Linked DNA regions of Homo sapiens: region 1 is linked to region 2. The links are chromatin loops, found by intact Hi-C in ENCODE. Cell type or tissue: heart left ventricle. All regions are shown on one strand. Each heading gives the region's core, and the rest is flanking DNA. Links, peaks and the distances in the headings are about the cores only. Region 1 has its middle 17 kb from the start of CCDC182. Region 2 has its middle 24 kb from the start of MRPS23.

Region 1 (16,486 bases), core at 4,760-12,759, 64 kb after region 2:
CAAAAGGGGTCATAGGTAGGGAGACAAGGTGATTGGCAAGTCTGGGAACAGGCTAAGGAGACGGGGTCTCAGTCAACATGGGAGATTGTTTCTGTTGAGCCAAGGATAGAGGTGGATCACATGGGCAGGAAAGCTCCTCTTAAGGGGCCAGGCTGGGAAGGACTGCTGCATGTTGCTTTCCTCATGCCCACTGGACTCTGATGATAAATCTTGACGATCTCATCAAGGTCATGGTCTTCATTATAGTCATGATCATCATTATCATCATGAACAAAGGCATCCTAAAATGAGGGAGAGCAATGAAGTTCTTTGAAGGACTAGGAGACCCCTGGGGGCAATCTTACCACCTGGATTACATTTGGCTATTTCCTTACCCTCTTCTTTCTCTTAAGGAAAGAAACATTCTGGCCCCAATAGCTCTGCTGAATTTTCTCCTTAGAGAGTAGTAGAAAGCCTCTTTCCAATTAGTCCACTAAGATGAGAATTATCTCCCACCACTTCTCCATCCCCTTTGTCCTATAAACAAGGGAGAGAATCAGCACAAGAGCCATGAACTCAAGATGGGATCCATGTACAAGACTAACTCACATTTTGCTCATTGTTAAAAAGGTGGAAATGCTTCCCATCTTTCATTGTATTCTCAAAATTTTTGACAACTTGATCAAGTCTATTACGATTCCCAAAGCTTTGAGGCTTAAGTAGCAAGAAACCCCAAACTTTCCAGAGATATTTACTGCTCTCGATTCAGAACTTTTTCTTGCTTTTGACTCAGATTATTCAGAGAACAGAGTGGGGGTGGGTTAGGAAAGAGAGAGATCAATGTAAGTGTTGAGGCTGATGGCTAATGGCCTTTAGATTGCAAAGATTGGGTAAACAGATTTAGCACACTGATTCAACATATTAATTGTTTGTTAACCTTTGCATAACCTTTAGGAAGCCTCTGAATGTGTGGATTTAAAACCCAAAGTACACTCAAGGTATTCCCACAGCACAACCCACTTTTACAAGGTGTTAAAACTCATTAATTTTCTGTTGAAGCTGGGCAGGAAAGGGGGGTTTGGGGGAACAGAGCATACTAAATAGAGAACTAATCAAGCAAATTAATGTATGCAGAAGGCTCTCTCCCAGGCTTGCAGAAATATCCATTTGTTACCTATATAAACTATAATTACACAAAATGCAAGTGATGGCGAGGTAGAGTGTGATTTAAGGGTTGAGAAAGCAAACATCATAACAATAGCGTAATCCTAATAGCCATCATCCCTCTAATAATGTTGGCCCTTGGCTAACGTCCTCGTTTAGGGATCTCCGAGCATGTTAGCCACATTAATTAATCCTCTCGCTGTATGGCTGTGAGGGTTGCTCAGAGCCATTACCCCCTCACACCTCAGGCGAGAGAGAGGACATCAGAGCTGGGAAGCTGGGAAGAGGTTGTGGAATCCCATTCCCCACCCCACTCTCCTTCCCCTGTGCTCAAGCAAGCTCCAAGCTGAAAGCCAGCTCTAGACTGGCAGGTCATGGCTTTGGTTCTATGATGCTTGAACAAGAAGAATGGATAGCCCATGGTGTCCATTTAGTAACTGAACCATACAAACAAATACTCTTCTGGTAGGGAGAAACCCTTAGAGGCCGTCTGGTCCACCTCAACGTCTGAAAGCTTTAAACTTCCTCCAAAGACCATTGTCTACCCTGTCCTTCAAGTACTGGAGAAACAGATTGCTGATTCTTTGGGTCTCCTGGGCTTCTCTGTTGTGATGCCTGGGACTGATGTTCTCTCTTTCAGTTAAGACCCATGGACTGCAACCCCAGCTGAATTAAGGCTGTAAGTTCTCCCCCAAAGGAAGAGAGTCATTTTAACACTTTACACCGTCTCACACCAGTCTCTCCAAAGCTAATGGCTATAGAATTAGCGATCATCAGATTATTTTTACTGAAGACGGGCCTTTGGAGTCTCCCCCAACTGATCTAGCCCCAGAATATGAGCGAACTTGCTCTGTAAATTGTCTCTGCAATCTTCCCTAATTGGCCATTCATCTTGATGTCAATCCACTTTTTGGAATGAACCGAACAAGGGCTTGGGCCTCTTTTCCTGTGCGGACATGCTGAGCAGTCCCCGAAGTCCCTTCCCTGCAGCGGCGTTCCCTGTCAATCCCTTTCTTTCTTGCCCTGGGGCCCTGTCTCTTCCTTTCTTCTCCTCTGTCCACTACCTTCTCCGATCAGTTGCATAAAACCAAGCTCAGCCACTCTAGCTGTGTGACTTTGAGAATATTTCTCAGCCGCTTTCTGCCTCAGTTTCATCTCCTGCAAAACAAAATGTTTGGACAAGATGACTTCCCAGGTTGTTTCCAGGACACAGAGTAAGAGGTGAGATAATGCTTGCATCCCTGCCCCACCGGCGGTGGGGGGCGCTGTAGAAATGAGAACCCTGCTCTCCCCTGTACAAGGGTGGTAGGAAGAGGTGGGGCTTCTGACCCCTTATACAGTCCTCAAAAGATGCAGCTGCTCTTTAGGCCTCCCGAACCTGGGGTGGGTCAGCCCAGCCAGGCATCTGGCAAACCTCCCCACCCACAGCCTCTCTTTCCCTTCTTTCCATCAAGTGGACCCTCTCCCCTCACACATCTGACCCTCACCACTCTGTGCTTTCTCTGCTGTCTTGGCTTTTGAGCTGCTCAGCCCACACCTAGGTTTTCAGGAGGATGACTTGGACCAACAGAAGTGATGGGAAGACATCAGCTTCTTAAAGTTCTGCCTTACCTCTTGGTTAGAAGCACAAACAAACAGCAACGACAAAAGCCAAAACAAAACACACACACACACACACACACACACACACACACACACACACACGAGAGAGAGAGAGAGAGAGAGAAGAAAAGAGAAAGTAAAAAGAATCCCACCTTTCAAACTTACCAGAAATGTCTTCAACCTAGTCATGGAACAAGCCCTAGAGTGGGAACCCTGAAGCTGGGTTGTAGCTGTGGGGCCCTGGCAGAGCACTAGGCCTCCCTTCTTTCTGTTTCTCAGTGAGATGAGTGGAAAGGCTGCCTCCTGCTCCAGCATCAGATGAGATGTGCAGGGAACTGTGGACTGCCTGTGTGTAGCGGCACAAGTGCACATCGAGCCCTCCACTGTGTGGAGCGCTGTTTCCCCCAACACACCCAGTCACCCTGTGAGGTTGGCAACAGGGTTGGCACCATTAGCTCCTCCATTTTGTAGCTGAGAAACTGAAGCTCAGAGAGTAACTTTCCCTAAGTCACATGCTAGTAAGTGCCTGGCAGAGGTTTGTACCAAGGCTCACTCATGCCTAATCGTGATGAGGTGGTCATCTCCTAAATGTCATTACAGTTTGCATTGCTGTCTCAAGCTTGCACTGTTTGCTTTGGGTTGGGGTAAAGAAAGACTCATGCTGTAGGGTGGTGCCTAGAAACAGGAAGAGCAGCAAACACAGCAGTATCCTTCTTGGCAAAGCTCCCTGGACTCACAGAGCTGGGTCCTCTGGCTGAAGAAGAATCTCCTTGTTAGAGTTTGGGGGCTGCCCCTGCCCAATGAGGTGGCCAGGCCTTCTCTGGGGCTCACACAGCCTCAACCCTCATGGAATTGTTTCTCCTGCCCCACCCCTCCTGAGTTTTTTCTGTCCTGGCTGTGGCCGCAGCTCTTGGTTGACTCATTCCCATCAATTTCTAAAGCTCAGTTCTGTCCTATCCCACCCAGTACCTAGCCTGGCCCCCTGCTGCTAGCTGTCTTTACAAGTGTGCCTTGTACCTACCAAATCTTGAATTTCTTTCCTGTGCCTCCCAGTTTGCACCCACCCAACCTGGCCCCAACACACATGCACCCTGGCATTGCAGCCAGACATCTGAAGGAAACTGACTTGGCTAGGAACCTAGAGCTGCAGCACTAGCTGTTAGCTAGCGAGCACTTGCAATGTGCCTGGTTCTTGTTGAGATGTGCTGGAAGAATGAAACACACAGCAGAGTTTTGAAGACTTATTATAAAACACAAAGATGGAAAATCTCTCTCTCTCTCTCTCTCTCAATAGCATCTCACTTGGTTGCCCAGGCTCTAGTGCAGTGGGTGCCATCGTAGCTCACTGTAACCTCAAACTTCTGGGCTCAATTGATCCTTCAGCCTTAGCCTGCAAAGTAGCTGGGACTATAGGAGCACACCACCACGTTGGCTAATTTTATTTTATTTTTTACATTTTTGTTTCTTTTTTTCCTTTTTTTTTCCACACTGGCTAATGTAAAAAAAAATTTCTTTTTAAGAGACAAGATCTCGCTATGTTGCCCAGGCTGGTCTTGAACTCCCAGCCTCAAGCATGAGCCACAGTACCCAGCCTATATTTTAAAATATAGATTATATGTTAAATAGTATTTTAGATATATTAAATAAATATAATGTTACAATTTATTTTACCTGTCTCATTTTCTTTTTTAATATGGCTATGCCATGAGTTTAAATCACATATATGGTTCTTTTTATATGTCTCTTGGACAGCACTGATCTAGAAACTCAAAATCAGATTCTGCCTGGGCCACTCACTTGCTAGGCATCTCTAGAAGAACTCTCACCTTTTCTGGGTTCAGTTTCCTCAGAATAAAATAGATACCCAAAGGGCTGCCATGCACATCTCTTCCAGCTCACTCTGAGCGGCCCTTCTGAGAGGGCAGCCAGGGACACACCCGGCTTTCTTAGGGGTGAATCTCTTTTCTTTCTCTTTTTCTAGTTTTCACTTAATCCTTTAACATGTATTTAATAAGCACAAACGATGTGAGTCAACTCCTTCTGCTTTCTCAGTTGATAGCCCTGGTGATCACTTTTCTAACCTAACAAACATTCTTTTGGGGACAGGAAGTCATTCTGAATGAGAGCAAATCCCGTTGATGGCCAAGGGCCCTAGAAGCCCCAACCAGGCGGACAGCTTTTGGAAAAAGATGCATCCTGTGCTTTCATCATTACCTAAGGGTGATGGGACCCCTCATCTGACATTGGTCTGCGGGCCCAGAATTCAAACTTCTGTCTCTGTTATCTGAATTCACAAGGCAGGGAGGTAATGAGAATCCACCAAGACCTGTTGGGCCAAGAGACAAAGAGGAAGTTACACTAGTCAGCAAGTTCCTTTGTGTCCTTAGTTTACAGATCATCCCAGGACCTTGGATATTTTTGAGATGTTTGTTCATTGGGTAATTTGGGGTCCTCTCTTGCTTTCTCTCCTTCCTTTCCCACTCCTGAGAGACACTTAGAGTCACTCGGTCTATAATACATCAACTGGTGCTATTTATTGAGCACTGAGGGTATATCAGGCACTGAGCTTTTCTATGCATATCTCATCTAAATCTTTCAACAACCCTGTGGGGTAAATACTATTACTACCTCTGGCCGGCTGGATGCGGTGGCTCATGCCTGTAATCCCAGCACTTTGGGAGGCCGAGGCGGGCAGATCATGAGGTCAGGAGATCGAGACCATCCTGGCTAACACGGTGAAACCCCGTCTTTACTAAAAATACAAAAAAAAATTAGCCGGGCTTGGTGGTGGACACCTGTAGTCCCTGCTACTCAGGAGGCTGAGGCAGGAGAATGGCGTGAACCCGGGAGGTGGAGCTTGCAGTGAGCCGAGATTGCACCACTGCACCCAGCCTGGGTGACAAAGCTAGACTCCGTCTCAAAACAAACAAACAAACAAACAAACAAACAAACAAACAATTACTACCTCTGGCCTACAGTTGGGGAAACCAAAGCTCAGAGACACACAACAAAGGTCTATTACGAACCATGCTGCCATGAAACACAAGCTCAGAGGACTTTGCCTGAAATCATAACCAAGAGAGAGATGAAGCCAGGACTCATGGCCTGATCAGACTTCAAAGTTCATGCTTAAAACACTTTGATGTTTTTTGAATGTGTATTTTAATTTTTAAATTATGAATCATGCACATGCTCTGTCTGTCTGTCTGTCTGCCTCTCTTGTTGCCCAGGCTGGAGTGCAGTGGTGCGATCTCGGCTCACTGCAACGTCCACCTCTCTGTTTCAGGCAATTCTCCTGCCTCAGCCACCCGAGTAGCTGGGATTACAGGTACACGCCACCACGCTGGACTAATTTTTGTATTTTTAGTAGAGATGGAGTTTTACCATGTTGGCCAGGCTGGTCTCGACCTCCTGACCTCAAGTGATCTGTTGAGGTCACTCTGTTTCCCAGGCTGGAGTGCAGTGGCGTGATCTTGGCTCACTGCATCCTCCACCTTCCAGGTTCAAGCCATCCTCCCACCTCAACCTCCCAAGCAGCTGGGACTAAAGGTGCACATCACCATGCCTGGTTAATTTTTTTATTTTTTGTAGAGACAAGATTTCACCATGTTGCCCAGGCTGGCCTCGAACTCCTGGGCTCAAGCAATCCACCCACCTCAGCCTTTCAAAGTGCTGGGATTACAGGCAAGAGCCACTGCACCTGGCCATTTACATTTTAATCACTATTGATACATTGTTTTTGGAAAAGCCTTTACTCCTTCTCCTCTACCATTATCTGAGAGTGCCTGTTTCCCTACATCCTCACCAGAACTATGCATCTTCTGGCTTTATAATTTTTGTCTAAGAGGCTCTTTGTAATATCCACTAACCCTCCTGCCCCATTTCCCTGCCTCAGAACCCCTAACCCATCATGCCTTAGGTTTTGTGCTATACAGCCATAGTGACCACACCATAGTCCTAGTGTGGGGTCATCCCCTGGGTGACAATTTGTCCCCTATGGTGACATCTGGAGACATCACTAGCATCCGCTGTTTAATATTTATTGGGAACCTGCTGTGTGCTGGGCCTACACAGCAACAAAGACCTTTGGGAAGAAAACATGCAGTGATCTGAAAGGCAGAGATTACTTAATAAAAAGCGACAGCCCCATCAGAGGCCACAGGGGGACCACTGTTTCCCTGGGCTTCTGTGTGCTCCTGGTGAAGCAGGTGGGGGTGTGTTCCCCTCTGAGAAGCCACATTAATACGGCAGCTGGTCTCCTACAGGACGTCTGTGCAATTCGATGGAGCTCATCACTTTTCGGTCTATGAGCAATTAAATTGCACCAGGAAGCCCTGTATCTTTATATCATCCCCTAATGACTTGGGGTGGGGAGAAGAGTGTGGACACAAAGAGCCCACACCCGTGGGTAATTGGCAAAGTTATCACCTTTCTTCCGAGGCCAAATGTCCAGTGTATTTCCAATTCCTCTACCCCTGCCAAGACCAGAAAACAACTGGCTTTGTCCCTGGCATGCACCTCTGGAATTAAATGTCATTTGCAAAGCCCATAATTGCTCAAAGAGACAGCCACTTCTTTTTGTCTTTCTCAGACTCTGATACCTTTAACCCGGCCCACTCCCGCTCCCTGCTCCGCTGACTTTTGTTTCCCTGAGTCCCATCCCAGAGCCTGTCAGATTACATTTTTTATTTTATTGAGACAAAAAGCCATCTGGAGCTCCTGGTCTCCACTGTCAGTGGGCTGCCGTTCCCGGGGTCTCTTGCCAGGCTCCTGATTAGGAGTCGCCCCCCCCAGCCCTCAGTCTTTATGTTTCACCCCTCGCTCTGCCCCTCCTCGGCTGTGCTGCCTTTGTCCCCCTGCTGCTCTCGCCCTATCACTGGGCTGCAGCGTACCTTGTCGTGGCAGAACAATGCAGGCTGTCAGCTCTTATTAAGTGCATGGGGTGGGGGAAAGCGCCACAATTTCAGGTGGCTGAAAGCTTACAAATTCTTCATTTGGTTCTACGAGCCCCGAGTTTCTCTCCTGGTTGCCAATAATACTTATTTTAGGCTGCAGCTATTCTTCTTTTCTTTTCTTCTTGCCCCTTAAACCTAAACCTAAATAGCCCTTTAGGTGAGAGCCTTTGTAAGGTCATCGAAGCCAAGGACACAGCCCTGGAAGTGGGTGGGAGACAAACTTGTCCCTCCTTAGCTCCAACAGCCCAGCAGGGAGCAGATCAGTGGATGCCGGTGTAGGGGGGCTGGGGGTGGAGTGGTGGTAAGAAGAAAGAGAGGCCACTGCCCCTCCCCTGCAGGCTGGGCAGGGTACTAGGAATTCCACTTGTGGTTTTGTATTTGTGTGCATGCGTGCATGTGTCGGCATTGCAGGGTTAAACCCCAGGCCCACGTGACCTCTGGAGTCCCAACGTGCAGAGAAAGGGCCCCTGGTGGAAAGCATAAGCCCCTGCCTATCGTGTGTCTTTTCCAAGCAGAAGGGGAGTTTTGCCCTAAGATGGGATGAGGTGCAGGCGTGGCTGCTGGAATTCTCTTGTGGGAGCGCTGAAGGAATCAATGTGTTTGGGGAAACTGTGTGACCAGCAGGTAAGAGAGTGGGTGTCACTCGTACATAGCTCCCACTCTGCTCGGTGGGAGCCATGTGGCCTTTGGGCAACAAGTGTAACTTCTCAGTATTTTCAGCTATGACAGTAATCATATCTACCTCATAGGGCTGATAGGAAGCTTGGATGCAACACAGGGTTTAAAGCTTCAAGCATTGGCCAGGCGCAGTGGCTCACGCCTATAATGCCAGCACTTTGGGAGGCCAAGGAGGGTGGATCACCTGAGGTCAGGAGTTTAAGACCAGCCTGACCAACATGGCGAAACCTCGTCTCTACTAAAAATACAAAAATTAGCCGGGCGTGATGGCGTGCACCTGTAATCCCAGCTACTCAGGAGGCTGAGGCAGGAGAATTGCTTAAACCCGGGAAGCAGAGTTTGTGGTAAGCCCAGATTGTGACACTGCACTCCAGCCTGAGCAACAGAGACTCCATCTCAAAAAAAAAAAAAAAAAAAAAAAAGCTTCAAGCATCATGCTTAGCTCAGAGTGAATGCTCAGTGAATGTTGGCTGTCATAGTTAGCTCTAGTTCAGGCTTCAGACTCCAGACCCCCTACTCTCTCAGTTTTTATTTGGCAGTGGTATCATTCATCTTTGAACTCCCAAGGTAGACAGTCACCCACCCTTGGGGAACTTCCCGAGAGCTGAAGGATGGGCCAGAGGTCTCCTGCACGGGATGTGCCTTCTCAATATCCTCTCAGGGCCAGTACCTCACCCCACATTGGTGCTCAGGGAGATACCTCACAATTCTTCCCCTCTCGGATTGCTTCAGGATAGTGAAAGGTTGCAGAAAGGTCAGTAAATCAAAAATAGTGTGTTTAAACTGAAACTCAGCCAGGGCTCTAACTTCAGATTCCACATCATCTCCAAAGAGGGAGCAGACTCTTATTTAAATAACTCAACAATTGGTCTTTAGATCAGAAGCCTAAACAGAAGCATAAAGAATGATGCGTTCATTGTTCTCCCCTCTCATTTGACATTAACCTAAATTTGGCTTTGAGCCGATTCATCCCAGCAGTCAGCAAGGGGCGCCGTACAAGAGTCCCTCAGTGAATGCCCATCCACAGATGAACACTCGCCTCATCTTTCTAGAGGGGATGCGGTGGGGTGGGAGGGATCTCGCATTTCCTGAGCACAGACATTTTCTGTTTAATTCTCACAAAGTCTATGAAGTAGGTTTTATTACCCCCATTTCCCACACAAATAAATGGTGATCCAGAGAGTTTAAGAAACTAGCCTAAGGCCTTAGAGCCAAGTAAGGAGTCAGGATCTGTCCCAAATCTATCTATCACCAAATCCAGGCTTTTCACGCCATGCCAGCACCTCCAGTGGCCTTTAATTAATCTCCTAATAAAGGCAGACATGATACCTGTCAAGGTTTGTCAACAGTTAACATGTTCAAGTGTTCAATTTTCACAAATAATCAACTGGTTTGACCTTAATTTATCAAGCCAGTATGGAAAGACATACAGCATCTTTCCCAAAACATCGAAATTGCTTTGAGGCTCAGCTTTTCGCTAATGATCACAAACTACCTTGGGGAACAATCATTTTTGAAAATGAAGCTGGTCACACACTTGCAGTGGACAAATACAGCCCTGAGTCATCTCACAAATCTTTCTTTAATGAGCATAGCAGTGGACGTTATGCAGTGTTGGCTATGCTGACGTTGCTGGAATATTTGGGAGTCTGAAGGCTTGTATGGCTTTGCTTTTAAATATATTTATAGTAGAAACTTTCCTTATTTCCAATGGTGTTATAGCAGGAAAACAAAATGGTTGGCATACGGCTAAGCAAATGGTTAAAAGTGAAACCATCGCCTGTAATTCCAGCACTTTGGAAGGCTGAGGCGGGCAGATTGTCTGAGCTCAGGAGTTCGAGACCACCCTGGGCAACATGGTGAAACCCCATCTCTACTAAAATACAAAAAAATTAGCCAGGGGTGGTGGCACAACTGTAGTCCAAGCAACTCGGAAGGCTGAGGCACGAGAATCGCTTGAGCTTGGGAGGCAGAGGTTGTGTGCAGTGAGCCAAGATCATGCCACTGCACTCCATCTTGGGCTACAGAGTGAGACTCTGTCTCAAAAAAAAAAAAAAAAAAGTGAACTACCTATGTAGGAATGCAGAGATTTTCACGTGTGCCTGCTACAGAAATTAAACTATTTTCCATCTTTGGACCCCAGCACTTTTTTTTCCCTTCTCTTAGATAATCAAACTAGGAATGGTTTCTAAGGTTCCTCCCAGACTCAGTTTCCTATAATGTTGTGTCTCAATACCAGGCACCTTTGAAGATGGTATAAAACATGATTATATTATATAACAACAATTTATAGAACACTTGCTCTGGGACAGGCTCTGTTTTATGCTACTTTTATTTATTTTTATGTATTATTATTTTTTTAGAGATGGGTCTTGCTCTGTTGTCCAGGCTACAGTATAGTGGCACAATCACAGCTCACTCGTTCTATGCTAGTTTTAATCTTCACAACAATCTTCTGAGGTAGATATTATTATCCCCATTTCTGAAATAAGAAAACTAAAGCTCAGAGAAGTTGAGTAACTTGTCTGAAGTCACACAGTTAGTAAGTGGCAGAGAGTGGATTTGAAAAGGTAGTTTGGCTCCCCAGCTCCAGTGTTTGACTATGGCCAAGTGGGTAACACACCTCCACAGAGCTGGCAGCCCACAGCATAACTGGAGGGCCACAGAGCAGCACTCCCTGTCCCCCTGCCCCGGCTGCTATAGCACCCACACAGAGAAGCACCCAGGGCTAGTTTTTTAGGTAGAAAAATTAAATGCCTATGATATCAAAGGTACAGCAATAATCACTTGGGCCTTGTCCAATTTGGTCTCTTCTCTGCTTTCACAGTGAAGGTGTGAAATCAAGGCTTTTCTCTTCATTCTTACCCTTTTATTGCCCTCCAATGAGCTTATCTATTAATACTAATTGGTCACATATGTGTTTCTGTATTCAGATCTGGAGCATAGAGCGCTGGGCTGGGAGTCTAAACCAGACTCTTACACTGGCCCTGCCAGATGTGTGATCTTTGCAGTTACCAGCCTCTCTGGGCCTCCTGGTCCTTACTGGCACTGAGGCAGGTGGATTCCAACAAGCACCAATCCCAGGCCTGGGGCCAAACTGGACCTGCCTGTGGGTTTTATTTAGTATGTTCAGTGATTAAAAAAAAATTGAATATGTTGCCAACGATTAAAATACGGAGTTTTTTTGTTTTTTTTGAGATGGAGTCTCACTCTGTCGCCCAGGCTGGAGTGCAATGGCACAATCTCATCTCACTGCAACCTTCGCCTCCCGGGTTCAAGCCGTTCTCCTGCCTCAGCCTCCTGAGTAGCTGGGATTACAGGCACCCGCAACCACGCCCAGCTAATTTTTTTTGTATTTTTAGTAGAGATGGGGTTTCACTATGTTGGCCAGGCTGGTCTTGAACTCCTGACCTCATGATCCACCCACCTCGGCTTCCCAAGGTGCTGGGATTACAGGTGTGAGCCACCGTGCCCAGCCTAAAATACAGAGTATTAACATACAAACCTGAGTCTCCGGAATCTCATGAAACCGGAAAGATCTGGGGGATTGGAGCTCCCCTTCCCACAGTGCGGTGAGAGGGAATGGTCATTGCACCCCTGTAGGCAGGCTCGTGCGGAGCACTCTCTTGCTGGAGTCCTCACCACTCCCAGTGGGTTTCCCACAGCCTGCTTCCCTGGTTTACATTCTTTCCTGGGCCCTTGAGGCATCTCCATTTGTAGCCCCGTGAGTCCACGTTCTCCAAGGCCCTGCTCCCATCTAAGTTGACTTAGGTGTTTCATGTGCTCCCCGTGGTCTCTACGCTTCAAAGGGATTAGAAGTGTCCCCTTCACTTATGACCCCCACAGGGCCTCTATAGGTGGTCCCAGTACCTGCTGGGTGACTGAGTCTGTCACACAATTGGGAGACCCGGAGGGCTGAGGTCTTTGCGCTGCTCTGCCCTGGTGTTTTCGTTCTGTTCTGTTTTGTTGTTGCTGCTGCTGTTGACACTGGCGGGTAGAGAGTTAGGAGGAAGCTTGGAAGGTCGGTCTCTCATGCCTTTGCAGCCCCAGGTCCCCACTGGACTCCACTCTGGAAGAGGGACGGGCGCACAGGGAATGGACACATCCCCATTGTGTGGAACCCCAGAACCCACATTTCTGCCTGTTCCTTTTTACAAAGCTCCTGCTTTTCAGAGATTAATTGTTGTCAAATGCAACTTATTTTCTAATCCTTTCAGGACCCATTTAAAACCTTCTGCTTTATTTTACCTTTTTTGATAAAGTCACTGAGGGTTTTTTTTTTTTGGATTTGCCAGTGATTGTCCAGTTTGACAAACTGGATTCTTAAAGCTGATTCTTTGAAGAAAAGGATGCAGTGTGACAAGACAATAAACAGCTCATCCTCAAATCAGGAGGATATATAAAAAAAATAAAAGCAACCCCAATCTCCAGCTTTCCTGTGACTCAAAGGGTGTCTCAGTTGTCACTGATAATCTAATCTTTCTATGATAGGTGAGGAACAGGACAATGGCGACCCAGCCAGGCTGTGGGTGTGACAGGCCTCTGATTAATAGGACTGTCCAATAAGCCCCCAGCCCCCAGGAAGAAGATTAATGACATTTGATGTGAACTCTGACCTCCCGCGGCAAGAGCAGAGGGAGAAAAGGGAGCCGCTCAGACAGAATGGTGCATCCTGCAGCCGTTGATTGATTCCTGAAGGCTTTGTTACCTGGAGGTGGTGTGTCTCGGGAGGGGGCCTGAGCATCTTGTTGCCTGCTCATGGGCTTTGACTGGAACCCCAGCCTAGCAGGATTTTACAGTTTACACCTCTCCCAAAGACCAGCCTTTTAACTGCTCCCCGGAACACTGTGTCTGAAAAGTAACAACCTCCAGAGCCTTGGCCAACCCCTGCTGACCTGTCATCTTCAACCTATGGGATCACTTTGACCCCTCCCCAACCCCAGTGCTAGGAATCAAATGAAGGAGGCTTTAAAAGCCAGGCTCCGCTCGGTGCTGTTGGCTCACGCCTGTAATCCCAGCACTTTGGGAGGCTGAGGCGGGCGGATCACCTGAGGTCAGGAGTTCGAGACCAGCCTGACCAACATGACGAAACCCCATCTCTACTAAAAATACAAAATTAGCCAGGCGTGGTGGCACATGCCTGTAATCCCAGCTACTCAGGAGGCTGAGGCAGGAGAATTGCTTGAATCCAGGAGGCGAAGGTTGCGGTGAGCTGAGATTGCACCATTGCACTCCAGCCTGGGCAACAAGAGTGAAATTCTGTCTCAAAAAAAAAAAGAGAAAAGAAAAATAAAGCCAGGCTCAAAAGTCTTCCTTGGGGCTTTTTACCTCATTCTATGGGTTGACAGGGTCTAGGATCGGGGGAAGTGACTGGCTTTATGGCAAAAAAGTGTTTCTGTAGCTGGCAGGAAGCAGCTGAGATGCTCCCAGCACAGAAACCAGAGGTAAAAGGGCATGAGGTGGGCATCTACCTGGCTACCAGAGGACATTCAGGGGGTGGGAGGAGACAAGGAGACAGCCTGCTTGCCTCCCATGGCTTGGTTGAAAAACCAAAGTCAGGCTCGGCAGTGGTTGGGTCTTTTTGCCTTGCTCTCAGGCTGACTCTCCAAATTGCCTCCCCTTAACAGCATGACCATCACATAGCCTTAAATGGTTTTTCCTGCTTAGTGGCCTTTTCTGACTTTACTGCGTATCTCAACTATTGTACGAGCGGGACCATTTGGCATCTAGGCCTTGGTTATAATAATGACCAAATGATGATGGCCAAGAAAAGTATGAATCATGAGTTAGCTCGACCACTGAAGTGTGTGGGCCAGTGACCACCCAAGAGCTGGAAGTGTGTCTGCCTGTGAGTGTGAGCAAGACCTGAGCACCAGGGGGCCCTGCTCCTGGAAGCAGCCTTACTTGTTGGTAGACTGTAAACAAGGGTGGCTGGAGGGGCCCTCTGAGAGGTGCGCCCAAGACAAGACCCATGGCAGTGGGAGTCAGAGATCCACAGACCCCCTGACTAGAGAGGCAAGGCGGAACTTTGGTACAGCCCTCACTTTCTGATAACACACTTCAAAACCATTGAAAGCTGAATTTGGTTTTCAGAACCTTAGCTGACGGACAGCACTCTCAGCTACCCAGGGGCACTGCAGGCCAGTGGGTCCTTGTTGGCAGTCTTGCCAGCTTGCATCACACAGCAGAAGTGGGTCGTGTTTGAATATTTTATGGCATTTGGCTTTATCTGATACATTTGAGTGGGAGATGGACAAAATAAAGCTGCTGTAATAGGACTCATCAACCTAATTTCACCCGGACAAAGGTGAGCCTTGGCAGGCATGCCTGGGCTGGTGGCTCTTGACTTCAAAACATGATGCACATAAAGTCCCTGTGTCTGGCACATAGAAAATGCTTTAAGGGTGAGAATTCATATATTTTTAAAAAATAAATGATTATTCACAATGTGATGCTCATTGGATGATCCTTTGACAGTGTGCTCAGTTGTAAAGAGGAAGATTCAGGAGCACATGTGAAATACTGAAAATTATTTTTGAGGAAATATTCCAAAGAAGAGGTGTAATTAGGGATTTTATAATTTCCTTTTTTTTTTTTTTTTTTTTTGAGATGGAGTTTTGTTCTTGTTGCCCAGGCAGGAGTGCAATGGCGCGATCTTGGCTCACCGCAACCTCCGCCTCCCGGGTTCAAGCAATTCTCCTGCCTCGGCCTCCCGAGTAGCTGGGATTATAGGCATGTGCCACCACACCTGGCTAATTTTTTGTATTTTTAGTAGAGACGGGGTTTCTCCATATTGGTCAGGCTGGTCTCGAACTCCTGACCTCAGGTGATGTGCCCGCCTTGGCCTCCCAAAGTTTTGGGATTACAGGCATGAGCAGCCACTGAGTCCGGCCTGTAACTTCCTTTTTTAGTGAACTGAGAATGGATTCCCCTTGCCACATGGAGTCTATTTTTCAGTTTTTGCCTTTAGACTACTACCGGGGTTTGGAGTAACTCATTATGTTGAGAAGTAGGGGACTGCCTGGAGTATAAAAGGCCAGCCAAGGCAAGGCTTCCCTAGGAAGGAAGAGAAGTTGCTGCCTGGGCCTCCCCTCTTCTCCTCCCAGGCTGGCTGCCATGTAATGCAAAGTCTGATGAGTTGAGTATTGGTGAAGGGTATAAACACTCACCCAGGGTTACTGGGCCAGGGGCATTGCCATGCACTCTCCTTAACTGCTAGGTTGACCAAGTTTACCTCCTGCCCTGGCCAGGCCTGACTGCAAAGAACTGCCTCCCTGCCCTGTCACTACATGCTGTTAAATAACACAGGCCAGGAAATCTGGTCAAAGCATCCAACTAATGCAAGATTAACTGGGGAAAGGCCTGAGGAGGAAGGAGAAAAATCACAGAAGGTGAGAAGACATCCTGCTTTATTTCCCAAGCAATATAAAGAAACAACTGAGACCTGGGTTAAGATGAAAAGTTCCATCCAGAAGTTTCTCAGATCTGATACTACTCAGAGAGTCTCAGGTATTGATTAGCTCGATTCTTCAAATTTAGCAATTGTCAGAATCATCTGGAGGGCTTGTTAAAACACAGACTGACGGGCCCCAGAAACTCCCAGAGTTTCTAATTCAGAAGGTCTGGGGGGGCCTGAGAATGTGCATTTCCAGCAAGTTCCCAGGGGATGCTGATGCTGCTGGTCTGAGGACCACATTTTGAGAATCACTGGATTAGCTAGCTCAATGGAGGGCATCAGAATGATTTCGGGGATCTTATTAAAAATGTTGATTTCTAGGCCTTTTGTAATAATCATGATGTGTTTGGCAGAAAATTAACAGAATATCAGACAACAGTTGTTTGATCAAGAAAGACATTTAATCACATATCAATTATATTGGAGGTAGGTAATTTCAGGTTTGGTATAGAGTATCAATGATATTATTATTAAACAGTGGAGGCTCTTTTTATTCTAGTTGTTCGTCCTTAGCACAGCTGAATTTTCATCCTTAGGTTTTCCTCAGGATTGCAAAATGGCTGCCACAGTTCCAACCATCATGTTATCACACAACTGCATCCAAGGCAGAAGAAAGAGCAGGCATCTCTCCTTCTCCCTCCCTCTCAGTCCC
Region 2 (16,486 bases), core at 4,755-12,754:
TGTTCCCTACAAAATGTTGCTACTGCCAGCCACCACCACCACCCTCCATCCATGCAGATTACAGACAGGGTTTTTGGGGAATACTAGCTGACAACGAAAATACATTTCAAGTATCATTTTACCCTCAATGAATGCTTTTCCTGGACTGCAACTGAAATAAATGTCAGTCACCGGACCTTCTAGCTCCTCAGTTCTTTTAATTAAAAGATAGTTCTAAGCAAGATCCAGTAGTGGTCTATTTATTATTTATCAAGCATTTTCCTTCCAGCAGTTAGTGAAAGGTCACTGGCTTCAACTGAGCTTTGTTTTTGGTGAGCAGCTTAGATGAAAAAGATATACAATCAATCTCTCCTGTTTGCTCATGGGCAGGACACTGTTTAATAGTCATTGTGGCATTTAGGATCGCAGGCCTCTGAAACATGCAGAAAAGTGCATGTGCATCCCTTGCTGCTGAACATTTCTCCAAAAGTAAACATCAGGTTGTGATTATGGTTAATAATGAGATATTGATTATTTGAAAATGTCACCGCCAGGGACTTGTCGGTTTCAGCACCACTAGATGGCGCTGGACTCTCATGCTGTTCAACTACAGTCATTTCGTTTCCTTGCCTCGGGGTACCTTGCCTTTCAAGGTTGAAGAGTGTCCTTGTAAAAATAATGTTGTGGCTGAAATTTAGGAAGCTGAGGTCCTGGGGTGCTACTGGGATGGGGTAGAGATGGGAGGGGACAGGCCACGGGACAAATGACAAAGGCCTGCCGGGGAAGCGGCACTGTTTGCACCATAATAGGAGCTGGAGAGGAAGGAGCTTACTGCGCTGAGCCCCTGGAGACTCTGCCCAGAGCAGTGTTTCCTAACCTTCTCCAGTCAATGACACATCTGCGAATTTGCTGTGGAGGACAGCGGGAGAGAGAACAGTGCAGGCAGGGAGGCAGAGCAGCGGAAAAAACCCAGGCCTTGGAGAACAGACCTGGGTTTGAAACCCTGATCTGTTGCTTTGTCTGGTGACATTAGGGGAGTTAGTGAACCGTCTGAACCTCAATTTCCTTATCTGTAAAACAAGGGTAACAACGTCTACCTCACTAAGTTGCTGTGAGGACTGAATGAGAACGTGAACAAAGTTCTTGGCGAGTACTCCGTCTTTGCTGTCAGTGCCTAGAAGGCTTTCAGCCACTGTCGATTCCCACTGGGTGGGGAGGAATTAACATGCGCTAGATTAACATTGAGAAGAAACGGTATTGTGTCCTCTTTCACCAGCCACTCGTCTAAACACAGCTTTCTCTATCCCCCACCCCCAGTAGTTACTCTGTCCTTTATCTCCTTCCAAACTTCTAGCACCAAGTAAATGAATCAAATTAAAAAACAACTACAACAACAACAACAAAGGAGGAAACTAGAGAACATCTTGGGAACTATCCGCTTTTGGAACTTATCCCATGCTGGTAGGTTTCACTGGAAAATGTGCATTTATTTAGTAACTTCTTGGATTGTGTATGCCTGTGGGCAAGCGTGTGTGTAGAAACCAACATTTTAAATGACACTCAATGACACTCATTCTGTTTCTTCTTTCCTGCTTCCTTTTTTTAAAAATAGGGACAAAGTCTCTCTCTGTCACTCAGGCTGGGGTGCAGTGGTGCAATCATAGCTCACTTCAGTCTCAACCTCCTGGGCTCAAGTGGTCCTCCTGCCTCAGCCTCCCAGGTAGCTAGGGCTACAGGTGCATGCCACTATGCCAAGCTAATTTTTTATTTTTAATTTTTTTGTAGAGATAGGGTCTCTATGCTATGTCGCTCAGGCTGGTCTCAAATTCCTGGCCTCAAGCGACTCTCCCGCCTTGGCCTCCCAAAGTGCTGGGATTATAGGCATGAGCCACCATGCCCGGCCCTTTTCTGCCTCCTTGCTGCCCCTCTACACTCCCCCCAACTGCCTTCCTTTCAGCACACTTTTCTGCTTTCTTTCTCCACCCTCTTTGCCCCAGATTATGGAGGAAAGCCAGAGGGTCACTACCTAGAGGCCCGGCCAGGGAAAATAGTTCCAACATCAGAGCCATTGTTTTGGGGACCTGGGGCTAGTCAGCAATTAGGAGTTTCTGAAACTCTTTCTGGAGCTTCTCCCTATGAAGGGCATGGGGAGGCAGTGGGTGCCAGGGCAGAAATGGTGGGCAGGGTGAGGATGAGGCCTAGAGGACCAGAAAGATCTATCCTTGACCTTCCTACCCTCCCACTTTATTTTACCCTGGTGGTCTGCCAGTGTATGGTGGGCCCCTCTGCCTTGAATTACCTGGGATGTGAGGCCAGAGGAGCACAGAGCTAAGGGTGCCACCCAGGTGGGTTACAGGGGAAGGGCTCTGACCTCTTTCCTCTCTAAGTCTCAGTCAAAAGGACTGGATTCAAATCCTGACGCTGGCACTCCTTTGTGGCCATGGCTTTAGAGAAATCACTTGACCATTTTGAGCCACATCCAGCCCCAGGAGAGAATCTGGAACCTAATAGATTTTTGGAAGTATATTTGTCAAGTGAACAAATGAATGATTTCCCTGTTTTTGACACGGGGAAAATAATATTAGCACCAAGTATGTTTTGGGGTGCAAAACCCGAATAAGATGCTGGCTATGCAGAACTTTGTAAACTCTCAAGCCTTCTACTGTTACGCGAAATAAAGATGCAGGAAAGAAGAACATGGCTGTGGGGCTGGTGGTGATGCTACTGGCCTTCAACCTGGAAGCAGTGTAGATTCCAAGACGATGGCCTCCGGAGAGGGAGTGTGGCAGGATGAGGGACAACTAGTGGAAAAGTTCAGCTTTCTAGTCTCTGCCTCCTAGAAAATTCTGCAGGAAATGCAGGATTGTTCTTCAAAGCCTCTCCTTTCCCAGGTGCTCAGTGGAAACCCTAGGCGTGCTCAGGGTTATTTCTGGAATATTCAGTGCATACGAGGAGGTCCTGAGCTTTATCATCAGCTCCTGCTGGCTCCCGCCCAGTGGGGCGAAATGGCCCTGCCCCTTCTCTGCAGCTCAGGTGACCTCCTCTGCCCTCCCGGAGCCCATTGCCTTCTCGGATCTGGCTTCCCGCTGAGAACCAGGCTGGTATAGATGTCACTTGGCTGGCTCCTCAAGGCTTCCAGCCCCCTTGAGTGTGACATCAGGGACAAGGGGGTGGCTTTGCCACTACTGCCAGCAGCCACAGGCTGACTCCCATAGCATGGGCAGGGGCTCCATTTTCAGATGGGAAAAGGGAAGGCTCAGTGCCCGGGATCCAGGTCACCTCAGTGAGTGTGCCTGAGCCACATCTGGTTTCTCTGCCTACCCACCCTCCAAGGGCCCCCAAGGTTAGAACAAGAGGTAGTGGGCTTAATCCCAGAAAAATTCCAATTTAAATATGAGAAGGTAAAGCTTGTCTTTGGTAGCTTTGCCCCATCCCCAACTTTCCTATGTGAGAGAAGAGAAAAGGGCTGTGGGAGATGGGCCAGCTAAGGAGGAGGATCTGGCAACCCAAGCTCCAGGCAGACAGAAGGCACCAGAATGTCCCACAGTCCTGTAGCATTCTGGCCAGGCCCCTCCTGGCTTATTGGGCAACCTAACCTCTGATACTTGGGAGTGTTTATTTCTTCCCTTTTGATTGTTGAAATGGGCCTAGACTGGCTTTTTTTTTTTATTTAAATTTTTATTTATTTATTTTTGAGACGGAGTTTCGATCTTGTCACCCAGCCTGGAGTATACTGGCACGATCTCCAGTCACTGCAAACTCCGCCTCCTGGGTTCAAGTGATTCTCTAGTCTCAGCCTCCCCAGTAGTTGGGATTACAGGTGCCTGCCACCACGCCTGGCTAATTTTTGTATTTTTAGTAGAGATGGGGTTTCACCATGTTGGTCAGGCTGGTCTTGAACTCCAGACCTCAGGTGATCCGCCAGCCTCGGTCTCCCAAAGTGCTGGGATTACAGGCATGAGCCACTGCCCTCGGCCTTTTTTTTTTTTTTTTGAGATGGAGTCTTGCTCTGTAGCCCAGGCTGGAGTGCAGTGGCGTGATTTTGGCTCACTGCAACCTCCGCCTCCTGGGTTCAAGTGATTCTCCTGCCTCAGCCTCCTGAGTAGCTGGGACTACAGGCATGTGCCACCACACCCAGATAATTTTTGTATTTTTAGTAGAGACGGGGTTTCACCATGTTGGCCAGGCTGGTCTCGAACTCCTGACCTCAAGTGATCCACCGTCCTCGGCCTCCAAAAGTGCTGGGATTACAGGCATAAGCCACTGCGCCTGGCCATAGACTGGCTTCTTAAAAGAACCAGTTTAAACACCTGTAAGTCTAAGAAGGTCAAATTTAGGAAAATCTCATCTGCAGGACTGAGGTCCCCTGAGCCACTGGCCACTTGTAATTAATATTAATGAGCTCTAGATGACAGATGTTTATTGCTCGACTGACACATGCTTTGCCAACCCCCAAAGGAGTGGCTGTAAGATCTAAAGGACTTGAATATACTTTAATTTTATGTTGAAGAGAATAAAACTTTCCGGGTATAGTCAGGGGTTTTTTACGATGAGAACCCATCGACCCATAGGCAATGTCTGCCTTAAGAAAAAAAGAACTGAGTGTACCCCGGTTCTTTATTGACATTTAAAAATAGCTCCTTTTGTCCAAAAATGAGGCAGACATGAGACAGTAGATAGGACACTGGGTAAGGCTCCTGGAGACCCCAGCCTGGCCCCAGCTCATCCATTTGTTGGCTGTATGACTTTGGTAAGTCTTCAAACCTTTTTAGCCATTTGTAAGATGAGGGGGTTGAGCTACAAGATCCCTGAAGTCCTGTTCTTTGGGTCCATGGGTCCAAGCGGAGCTCCAAGAAGAGCAGAATCAGCATCTTCCAAGATTTATTAAATACTTCTTTAAAATCTTTTCAGGCTGGGCACAGTGGCTCATGCCTGTAATCCCAACACTTAGGGATACCAAGGTAGGCAGATCACTTGAGGCCAGGTGTTCGGAACTAGCCTGGGCATTATAGTGAGACCCCCATCTCTACAAAAAATTTTTTAAAAATTAGCCAGGTATGCGTGGTAGTGTGTGCCTGTAGTCCCAGCTACTCCAGAGGCTGAAGTGGGAGGATCCCCTGAGCCCAGGAGTTCGAGGTTTCACTGAAACCTCGATTTATGATCATGCCACCGCACCCCAGGCTGACTGACAGAGCGAGACCCTGTCTCAAACACAACAAAACAAAACAAAACAAACCCACATTTTAAATTTGATTATGGAAGCATTCATAAAAGTAGAGAGAATTGGCTGGGTGTAGTGGCTCATGCCTGTAATCCCAGCATTTTGGGAGGCCGAGGCAGGTGGACTGCCTGAGCTCAGGAGTTGGAAACCAGCCTGGGCAATATGGTGAAACCCTGTCTCTACTAAAATACAAAAAGTTAGCCAGCCATGGCAGCGTGCACCTGTAATCCCAGCTACTCGGGAGGCTGAGACAGGAGAATTGCTTGAACCTGGGAGGTGGAGGTTGCAGTGAGCCGAGATCGCGCCTCTGCACTCCAGCCTGGGCGACAGAGCAAGACTCCATCTCAAAAAAAAAAAAAAAAAAAAAGAATCATATAAAGATCCTCCATATGTTTATCATGTAGACTAAACCATTATTAATATTTTGCTGTTTTTGCTCATCTATATTTTTTCTGAAGTGTTTTTTTTTGTTTTGTTTTTTGTTTGTTTTTTTGAGGCAGGGTTTTGCTCTGTCACTCAGGTGGGAGGGCAAGTGGTGCAATCATGGCTCATTGCAGCCTCAACCTCCTGGGCTCAAGGGATCTGCCCGCCTCATTTTCTGAGTTTTTGTAGAGACAGGATCTCACCATGTTGTTCAGGCCGGTCTCGAACTCCTGGGCTTAAGCAATCCCTCCACTTTGGCCTCCCAAAGTGCTGGGATTACAGGCATGAGCGACAGCTTCCAGCTTTTCTGAGGCATTTTAAAGCAAGTTCCCACAAAACCTCTCTCACCCAAGGCTTCAGCCTGCTTCTCTGGAAAATAAGACCCTTTCTTATATCAATACAATACCATTATCAAACCCAACAACATGGCATTTAACAGCCAGTTTTTGAAGATTTCCTCGTACTCAGTCCATTTTCAAATTTCCCCACAATTTTCTGAACAGGCTCTCCACCCCTCCGACCCCAGGCCTGTTCTTGGGGCCAACTAGTTTTAACCATTTCTGTTTTTAGTGCGTCTGGTGGGTACCTTTACATCTCTAAATAATCAGCTTGCTTTTTTTTTTTTTTTTTTTGAGACAGAGTTTCACTCTTGTTGCCCAGGCTGGAGTGCAACGGCGGGATCCCTGCTCATCGAAACCTCCGCCTCTTGGGTTCAAGCGATTCTCCTGCCTCAGCCTCTTGAGCATCTGGGATTACAGGCATGTGCCACCAGGCCCGGCTAATTTTGTATATTTAGCAGAGACAGGGTTTCTCCATGTTGGTCAGGCTGGTCTCTAACTCCCATCCTCAGGTGATCCGCCCGCCTCGGCCTCCCAAAGTGCTGGAGTACAGGTGTGAGCCACGGTGCCTAGCTGGCTCCCGCCTTTGTAAGATGAAGGTAAGAGCCAATGGTTTCAACAGACAGCTGGATGGACTCAGGGTCCAAGAAGTCTGAGTGATCATGAGAAGAACTAAACAGAGGGTGAATGCTTTCAGATCCCAGGACTGTAGGATATCTTTATGGCTTGTCTGCAGCTATGGGTCCCAGGCCCCTGAGCAGGAATCTGAAGGAGGGTCCTTCCCAGAGTTAAGGCTGTGTCAGTCCCCAGGCTACTGTGGTCAAGTCGGCCTGCTTCCCTCTTGCTCATGAAGGTCTGTTCTCTCTGGAAATGTCCCAGAAGCTGGCAATAAAGACAGTTCCCTTTATAGAGCAGCTGCTTCTTTTTTAAAATTTAATTATTTTTAATTTTTTCTTTTGGAAACAGGGTCTCGCTATGTCACCCAGGCTGGAGTGCAGTGGCATGATCAAAGCTCACGGTAGCCTCTACTTCCCAGGCTCAAGCGATCCTCCTGCCTCAGCCTCCTGAATAGCTGGGACTACAGGTGTATGAGACCCTGTCTCATTTTTCAATTTTTTTGTACAGATGGGGTCTTTCTTTGTTGCCCAGCCTGGTCTTGAACTCCTGGGGTCAAGCGATCCTCCTTCCTGACCTCCCAAAGTGCTGGGATTACAGGTGTGAGCCACCTCGCCCAGCTGAGCTGCTGCTTCTGAAGCCTGCTTTGACATTAAGCTGTTACAATGCATTGAGGGATGCTAGGAAATGGTTGTATGAGGCATACTTTTGTTTTTTTCTGTGGGAATGTTACTGACCATTTTTTCCTCTATGAAGACCCGTGGGATAAATATCTTTCACGTTTTAGCTTAAGGAATAAAAAACTGTGCTGCTTTTGAACAACTTGGGTGGTTTGCTTCTGCGGTCTTGGCAAATTTGGTGTCTTAGTTTCCCTCTTAGCTTTGGCTGTGGGGAAATTCAGAGCTTAATTTACAGTTACATGCAGCTCTGGAGTAGGAGATGGCATTATTTTTGATTATTATGAAATATTTCAGGCATTCAAAAATTACAGAGACTCTACAACAAATATCTACTTACCCATCACCCAGGTTAAGACATGAGCTTCTTGTATCCATTCCTGATCCCTTTCTTCTTTGTCCCTACTCTCGTGGTGGATATTTTCCTGGACTTGGTGTTTATCTTCCCTACTTAAAAAATAATAATTTTTTCTACAAACGTATGTATCTATAATAAACATACAGTATTGTTTTACACATTTAAAAATATTATAAAAGTGGCTTTATACTGCATGTATCCCTCTGTAATTTGATCTTTTTACTCAAGAGTTTTCTTTTGAAACTCACCTGTTTTGCCACATGTAACTCTAGTTAATTCATTTTCACTGCTGTACAATATTCTATTCTAAGACTAGATGTATGAATATGTAGGCTTTAAGAGTATGGCTCTGGGGCCAGGCTGCCTTGGTTCAAACCCCAACCCTGCCACTTACTAGTTCTGTGACCTTGGGCAAGTGACTTAACCTCCTCTTCTCGTCTCTGTTTCTTCATCTGTAAAATGGGGCTAATGATACCACCTATCTAATAGAGGCGAAAATAAATGACTTAATAGGTGAAAAGCATTGAAAATATTCCTGGTATATAGTGTAAGACTTGGTCTCATAAGCACTAATGGAACATTCTTTTAAGAAATGCCATATCACTAATGTCCTTCATGGAACAGAACAGGAAGGTATGTAGAAAAGCACAGACATCAAAGACACTGAGTCTGAAAGGGATTCAGACATGTCAGACTGAACAGGAAGATGTTTAAGACCACATTAATAAACTTAATTCACCTGTAGCTTCTATTTTTATGTATGTAGTAGAATAAAAACACTATGCAAATAAATTAAAAAGAGTTATTTTCATAATTAAAAAAATAAACATTAGAAGGATTTTTGGCTGGGCATGGTGTCTCACGCCTGTAATCCCAGCACTTTGGGAGGCCAAGGCGGGTGGATCACCTGAGGTCAGGAGTTTGAGACCAGCCTGGCCAACATGGTAAAACCCCGTCTCTACTAAAAATACAAAAATTAGCCGGGCGTGGTGGTGGATGCCTGTAATCCCAGCTACGCGGGAGGCTGAGGCAGAAGAATCGCTTGAACCCAGGAGGCAGAGGTTGTGGTGAGCTGAGATCACGCCATTGCACTCCAGCCTGGGCAACAAGAGCAAAACTCCGTCTCAAAATAAATAAATAAATAAAAATAAAAATAAATAAATAAAAACAACAACAACAACAACAAAATGATTAGCCTGGTGTGGTGATGGACACCTGTAGTCTCAGCTACTTGGGAAGATCCCTTGAACTGCAGTGAGCTATGATTGTGTCACTGCAGTAAAGACTGGGTGACAGAGCTGAGACCCTGTCTCAAAAACAAAAAGTGATTTTTTAAAAAGAGAGTTGGCTATTATTGTTATATATTTATTTTCCTCTTGGAGGTTTCAGTTGTTTCCAGTTTTTTTTTTTTTTTGCTGTCTCTAGGATGTTGCAGGGAACATTATTATCCCTGTTTCTTTGTACATGTGTGCAAGGAAGAATCCCTCTGAGCCAGGGCATACAATTAGGAGTGAAATTGCTGGGCGGTAGGGCTCATCTTTCGCTTTTTGGGTGATGCCAAGTTGCACTCCAGAGTGGTTGCACTGACTTGCTCCCACTGGAGGGAATGGGTGTGCCCGTGACCCCACTCTTACTGATTCTTGGCATTCTTTTTGTACATTACTTTTGCTTAAACTTTATTTAATCTTTCTCCCTCTTTTCGCAGATGTTCCCATTTCTTTATATTCATCCTATTATGTATTTCCGTAAGCACCTTTTTTTTTTTTTTTTTTTTTTTTTTTTTGAGATGGAGTCTTGCTCTGTCGCCAGGCTGGAGTACAGTGGCGTGATATCAGCTCACTGCAATCTCTGACTCCCAGGTTCAAGCGATTCTCCTGCCTCAGCCTCCCGAGTAGCTCGGATTACAGGCATGCACCACCATGCCCAGCTAATTTTTGTATTTTTAGAAGAGACAGGGTTTTACCATGTTGGCCAGGATGGTCTGGATCTCTTGACCTTGTGATTCGCCCACCTCAGCCTCCCAAAGTGCTGGGATTACAGGCTCATCGCACCCAGCCCCATGAGCACCTTTTTATCCACTCTCCCCTTTTTTCTTTTGAATGAAGCAGCATTTAAATACATAAAAATTAGACAGCGTCTGCCAGAATAAAGAACACAATCTATAGGGGCAGCCTGCTACCTTAGGCCTGGACCTAAAGGCTTCCTGGCACTCAGCATTGTGAAGGTAGCTATTAGAAGAGGCTAACATTTGCTGAGTGTTTATTACATGATAAGTGCTCTACAAGCATTACCTTACTCAATCTCACAGCAACTCCATGAAATAGGACTGTTATTCCAGGAATTTTGATTCAAACAAGGCAGAATGATGCCAGAGTCTATGCTTTTAACCATAGGTCTTCCTACAGGGCTGCCATGTGGGGTGACTCAGGCCGCACGTTGCACAATTCCAGGGGGCACCATTTGCGCAGACTACAATGAGAATGGCATCCCCTGGGGTGTGTGTTGCAGTGGTCCCGGCCTTCTACTAAGTAAGAGCTTAAAATGCTTAGAAATGACAGGCTTAGAAGAGTAAGCCCTACTACACACGGAGGGGCCTTTCTCCTCTGGATTTATGGTGCTTTCTTAAGGTCATGGTTCTTCATGTTTTAAAAGCCTATTGGCATGAGAGCCCTCCCACCTATATAAACATTTGTTTAGAGAGGAGAGCCCAGCGTGGGTCCTGCGCTCTGACACCAGCCGTGTAAGGGCACAGACTCGGCTGCTGTTCGTGGCTTTCTCCCTTGGCCACTGCAGACTTATTGAGCAATATATTACAAGTGTGCCTCACTCTGATGATGTGTTATGGATAAATCATTAAGGAGGCAGCTCACCGCGGTGATGTATTGGTGTAATAGATCATCAGAGTGAAGTCTTCTACCGACATACGGGCTGGCTCAAAGGGTGGTGTCATTCAGGGAAGAATTAGCCCAGCAGCAGATCTGGCTTAATTACAGGATAAAAGGTTTGTGAATGATAGGCTGAAGTCTGCAGCACCAGCATTTTGATTCTTGATGTAAAAATATAATTGGGCTTCCTGAGAGAATTTTTGATTATTTCCAAACAGTCTTCCGCTTTATCATAACAGCACAACTTGCCACGTGGTTGCAGGGGAATCTTTTATTGGGGGGGTATCTCCAGGCCCTTTCGCCATCTGAATTATTTTCCTCCTTTCAATTTGTAGGTCACAGAATGAGTTAAGGGAGATAAAATTCAGGAGGCCTGCCTTTCGGGCCTTCAGAATAATGTCTTTAGCAACTGGACCATTGGAATCCAGTGATTTATTCAAATCATCATTAACTAAGGCAGTGGTTTCCAACTACTGAACTAGGACTGTGAGCATGTGCAGGGGAGAGGGGATGGTCTGGTGAGTATGTGTCTTAGGCCATCAGCACCTTGGGGATAATAATAATAATAATGTTTGCCCAACACTTAACAGACGTTGTTGTGCTAAACATTGAGCTAAAGGCTTTGCTTGTATCATTCAATTTCATTCAATCCACATGACGACATTGTGAGACAGGTATTATGATCTTTTTTTTTGAGACAGAGTCTCTCTGTCACCCAGGCTGGAGTGCAGTGGTACGATTTCGGCTCACTGCAACCTCTGCCTCCCAGGTTCAATTGATTCTCTTGCCTCAGCCTCCCGAGTAGCTCGGATTATAGGTGCCTGCCACCATGGCAGTGGCACGATTTCAGCTCACTGCAACCTCTGCCTCCCAGGTTCAAGCGATTCTCCTGCCTCAGCCTCCTGAGTAGCTGGGATTACAGGTGCCTGCCATCACGCCCGGCTCATTTTTGTATTTATTATTTTTAGTAGAGACAGGGTTTCACCATGTTGGCCAGGCTGGTCTCGAAGTCCTGACCTCAGGTGATCTACCCACCTTGGCCTCCCAAAGTGCTGGGATTACAGGTGTGAGCCACCGCGCCCGGCCTATGATTTTCATTATTCCCATTTTCCGGATGAGAAAACCAGCCAAGAGCTGGCCTTATTGGCCAAGGTTGTAGAACTGCTCAGTAGCAGAGCCGGTGCACCTGAGGCTGTGGGTGATTCTTATGCACTTCCCTTCCCACCCCCAATGCCCCCCTTCCTTTGAAGACCCTAAACCCATGCTTCTGGAACTACAGGCCTCAGTAAGCAGAAAGATGTGTTTGTTGAAAAATCGATTATTTTGTTTTAAGACACATAAATCAACTTTAGGTCTTTCTTAACACCTATTAGTAGGGCCCACCGTTTGGCCTGAGTTGGTTATTTCTTGAGAAGCTTACAGGATGAGACCTCCTAGCAATGGTAGGCTAAACTATGTGGACCAACTCTCCCACTGGAGACAAATAACAACGTAAACTATTTTTTGGAAATCTTCAGCAGTATGAAATTGCTGACAAGATAGTAAGAAATGACTAGGTCAACAGGGAAGAGAGAATAGGAACCAGAGAGGTGAAGGAGCACCAAAGCTCTTTTTGCCCTGCAGGTATTTGCTGATCCTCTGTGGGGAACTTCCACGGATGGGCTGCAGCCTGGCTGGAAGAGAGTGCAGAAATGGAAGCCAGGAGCCAGCCAAGGAGAGGCGGCCCTCCTATAGTACACTGGGACTTCCCAGGGTATATCCTGAGGGGGAGGGTGGCTAGAAGTGGAGCAGCCCTCCTGCAGAATCATAACTCAGGTTCCAATTATTCAGATTGTCCAGGTCCAGGAAATCTCAGGCCTTGGATTTGGCTTAAGGTGGTCCCAGACTGGTATGATCCCAACACATTACAGAAGCAGATCATCTCTGGGTATATCTACACCCAGAGGCCTCATATTATTCCTATACCTAATTTTTAAAGTGCTGGAATATGGTCAAAGATAACCAGGTACACAAGGAAACTAGATAGAATAGAAGCAGATCTATAAAGATGTAAGCTGTTGAGATTATCGAACTACAGACAATATGTGACTTTTCTTGCTTATTATGTTTAAATAAATAAAAGATAAGTTTGAAGATATCTTCAGAGAACAAAAAACAATTTTAAAATTTATTATAGGACAAATATGTCACTAACAATCTTGTTCTTACCTCCCACTCTGTCTCCCCAAAGCATAATAAAATTCTGGATGGCAAAATTTATTTATTTATTTTTATTTTTATTTTTGAGACGGAATCTCACTCTGTCATCCAGGCTGGAGTGCTGTGGCATGATCTAGGCTCACTGCAATCTCCGTCTCCTGGGTTCAAGTGATTCTCCTACCTCAGCCTCCCAAGTAGCTGGGATTACAGGTGCCCACTACCACACCCAGCTAATTTTTGTATTTTTAATAGAGACGGGGTTTTACCATGTTGGCCGGGCTGGTCTCGAACTCCTGACCTCAAATGATCCCCCCATCTTGGCTTCCAAAGTGCTGTGATTACAGGCGCAAGCCCCCGTGCCCAGACTGGACAGCAAAATTTAATATGAAAATCTCACTTGGCTCAGTATCAGGCAAACTACAGAAGACATTGTCCTGTCCTCTGTACATTTATTTTTTAACAAAGAAGGTCAAACATAGAACTTCCTTTTGGCTTTTACTTGTGACTCTTTAAAAAATTATAATTTAAGGCTGTGTGCAGTGTCTCATGCCTGTAATCCCAGCACTTTGGGAGGCCAAGGGGGGTGGAGCACTTGAGGTCAGGAGTTTGAGACCAGCCTAGGCAACATGGCGAAACCCCGTCTCTACTAAAAATACAAAAAATTAGCTGGGCATGGTGGCTGGCGCCTGTAATCCCAGCTACTTGGGAAGTTGAGGCAGGAGAATCGCTTGAACCTGGGAGGTGGAGGTTGCAGTGAGCCACGATCACACCACTGCACTCCAGCCTGGGTGACAAAGTTAGACTCCATCTCAAAAAAATAAAAAAAAATTAGAATTTGAATTTTATTATTAACGTGGAAGTAAGAAATGCCTTTAAATAAATTGACTAAAAAATCTTGAGAAATTTCAATAGACAATATACCATACTCCCATTCCCCCAAAAGTGGGGAGGAAGTACAACCTGAAATTTTTAAATCATTGTAGAAAATATTCAATTTGATATGTAAGTGTGGAAGTATGAAACGTAAGTGGCTGTGATGTTATGATGTATAGATGACATGGCCAAAAATACTTAGGATATTGGAGTATAACATCATAGTTTAAAAACACGGCTCTACATCAGACACACCAGGTTGGGGTCCAGCTCTGACACATTTTGGAATCTTGGGCAAGTTATTTAACTTCTGAGAGCTTCAGTTTGGTTATCTGCAATATGGGGATAATAAGAGCATTTCCCCTGCTTCTCATGGTTGTAAGGAGTCAAAAGAGATTCTGGATGTTAAGAATTCGGCATTCTGCCAATGTGAAACTTGCGACAGTGACTTTAGCTTCTTGGAGCCGCATTACCGCATCCAGATGAAAGTGGCATTTGCATTTTGCTTGCACTTCAAATCCAGGAAGGTTTTATGTAAAGAGAGTGATTACCTATGTGTAACTAGTCAGAAAAACTCTCTTACCATAAAAAGTTGATGAAATTTTGTTCCTGAGGACTGACCCAGGGCCGCTCAACTTGGACATTGACAGTGAGCCTTTTGATAAAGAAGGCACTTACTCTGGCCTCTAAAATCAAGGCCATCTCTTTGTGAAGGGTAGAAATCCAGGTGAGATAAGATTGATAATCCTGCATTACAGAATTTATTAAAGATGTCCAGATTAAAAAATTAGGTTGTCTGTCAATCAATCAGTCTGTTTTCTACATTTTTCTCTGTCATATACAAAAAATATTCCTGTATAACACTGAATTCCCTGTGGACCTCATCAATGCTAATAGCCCTTCCTCTTTCATTCAGAAGGACAAGCTTAGTCATGTTTCCTAGCAGAGGTCCCTGGGTTTGTCCAGTCTTGCTGAAGCCTTCACTATTACTATGGAAAGTTTTTTCAGTTATTTGGTTTCAAGTGGGGAAGGACGGCACATGAATGGACGTGACCATTGAAGTGTGGTATAGGCTGCATTCTTTTTCTTTTGGGTAATTTCCTTTAATCCCAGTGAGAGGGAACAGGTTGGAAACAACCAACCTGAAGACCAGTCAAAGGCTCAACTGTTGATTGGCAGATCACTGTGTAACTGTTTGGGTCCCTTGAGTCAGGGGACTGAGTCAGTATCATTTGTGTTTCCCAGTATCTCAGCCTGAGATTGGGAGATGTCTGAGGTTGGGCTCCCTGGAAACAGACTCTGAGATAGAGAGCTGCACGCAGAACATTAATTAGGAGTGTTCTTGGGAGATGTACTTGTAAGGGGGCAAGGGAGGCAGGACGGGGCAGAGGGAGTAGCTGCCCCACAATGTGCTGGCCATGGAGACCTCAGTTAATTCTACAGGGAACTCTGGAGCTGGGATGGCCCTCCAGAGCTGTCCTACTGTGAGAGAGCTGGGCCTTTGCATCCCCCATCAGCCAGTCATTGACTAAGGCTCTCCCCCAGGAGGGGATGTGCCTTGGGTCATGCATTTCCCAATGAGGGATGAACCTCTGAGCCATTAGCAGCCCCTATTCTCAGTAGCTAGGGGATGGGTGTGTGGGCCCTGAAAAGGGATCTGGGTGGGCAGTGTCTGTGACAGATGACCCTTCAAGTGGCTCAGAGTCACTTGTTTCTTGTAGTAAGTTTGCCCCATCTCTGATGGCTTATTTATGATTGTAGTGAGTTTTGCTTCCTGGGGAAACTGACAAGAGAAGGGTTAATGGGACAGACACAGACTCTGATGCTGCATTTGATCTCAAGGTTCTACCTGGTACTCCTTATGCCCCTTCTCCACCACCTGTACCAGAGTCTTCCTGCCCTTGGCTGGCATCTCTGCTGGTCTAAGAGACTTGTTGGGTGGGATGACCTGGACCCTCATTCCTGAGGGTTCTGACCACATGGATACCATGCTCTTTTCAAGACCTGGTTGTTGTACTTGCCCATTATCATTAAAATGGGTATGGAACACCAAGAAATGCCCCAGTGGATTATCCAAATGCCAAACGTATTCCTCCCTGCCTCCACCGACTGGCAGCAGCCCCAGCTCACACTGCCACACTGAGCTGACCCTTCTATGAACTGAACTTGGCCTTTTGCTTCTGCTGTCAGCTGGCCGTAAGGAAGCCCTCATGCAGCTATAGGTGATTGCTGAGGGCCAGGGCCCAGGGAAATATTGACACATGACATGGGAGCCTGGGCTACCTGCCCATGCAGCTTCCGGGTGCCGATCCTAAATGTACCGCTTCCATCGAACGACTGATTGCTACTGGGCTTGCCTGCCCTCGTGACTCTGTGGATCTGACAGATCCAGTTCATGATGGGGAGCTACAGTTGTCTGGTTACTTGGTGTCACTTGGTCAGAAGCCTCATCTCTACCAGGATCCAGTAGCATTCTGGGAGCTACTTTTCTTTTTCTTTTTCTTTTCTTTCTTTCTTTTTTTTTTTTTTGAGATGGAGCCTTACTCTGTTGCCCAGGCTTGAGTGCAGTGGTGAGATCTCACTGCAAGCTCTGCCTCCTGGGCTTAGACCATCCTCCTGCCTCAGCCTCCCAAGTAGCTGGGATTACAGGCACCCGCCACCATGCCCAGCTAATTTTTGTATTTTTAGTACAGACGGGGTTTCACCATGTTGGCCAGGCTGGTCTTGAACTCCTGACCTCAGGTGATCCGCTCGCCTTGGCCTCCCAAAGTGCTGAGATTACAGGCTTGAGCCACCGCGCCTGGCCTGGGAGCTACTTTTCAATGGGTGTGTAGCTTTTCTTGCAGATGGCATGCCCTGCTTCAGAACTCTAGGAATCTATAATATTATTTCCTATTGGTGTTCACCAGAAACTCCAT

The links. Hi-C counts contacts between places; a loop is a spot of excess contacts. Peaks named below come from ENCODE experiments on the same cell type or tissue, not always from the same donor. Only the 100,000 strongest peaks of a DNase experiment are listed, where the experiment ranks them.
Region 1: a loop joins it to region 2, with 2.0 times the contacts of the local background. A loop is called at or near these places in 4 of 110 quality-filtered maps.

Annotation. Positions count from the first base shown.
Region 1 is chr17:57,753,685-57,770,170 of GRCh38, reverse strand. No RefSeq gene overlaps it. Among named protein-coding and RNA genes, the nearest start is that of CCDC182, 17 kb to the right of the region's middle. RefSeq lists enhancers at 7,333-7,952, 7,953-8,573. In heart left ventricle, for the core only: no CTCF peak of the experiment used is centred there; a DNase peak (open chromatin) is centred at 8,153.
Region 2 is chr17:57,817,596-57,834,081 of GRCh38, reverse strand. No RefSeq gene overlaps it. Among named protein-coding and RNA genes, the nearest start is that of MRPS23, 24 kb to the left of the region's middle. RefSeq lists enhancers at 1-139, 308-818, 819-1,330. In heart left ventricle, for the core only: no CTCF peak of the experiment used is centred there; no DNase peak of the experiment used is centred there.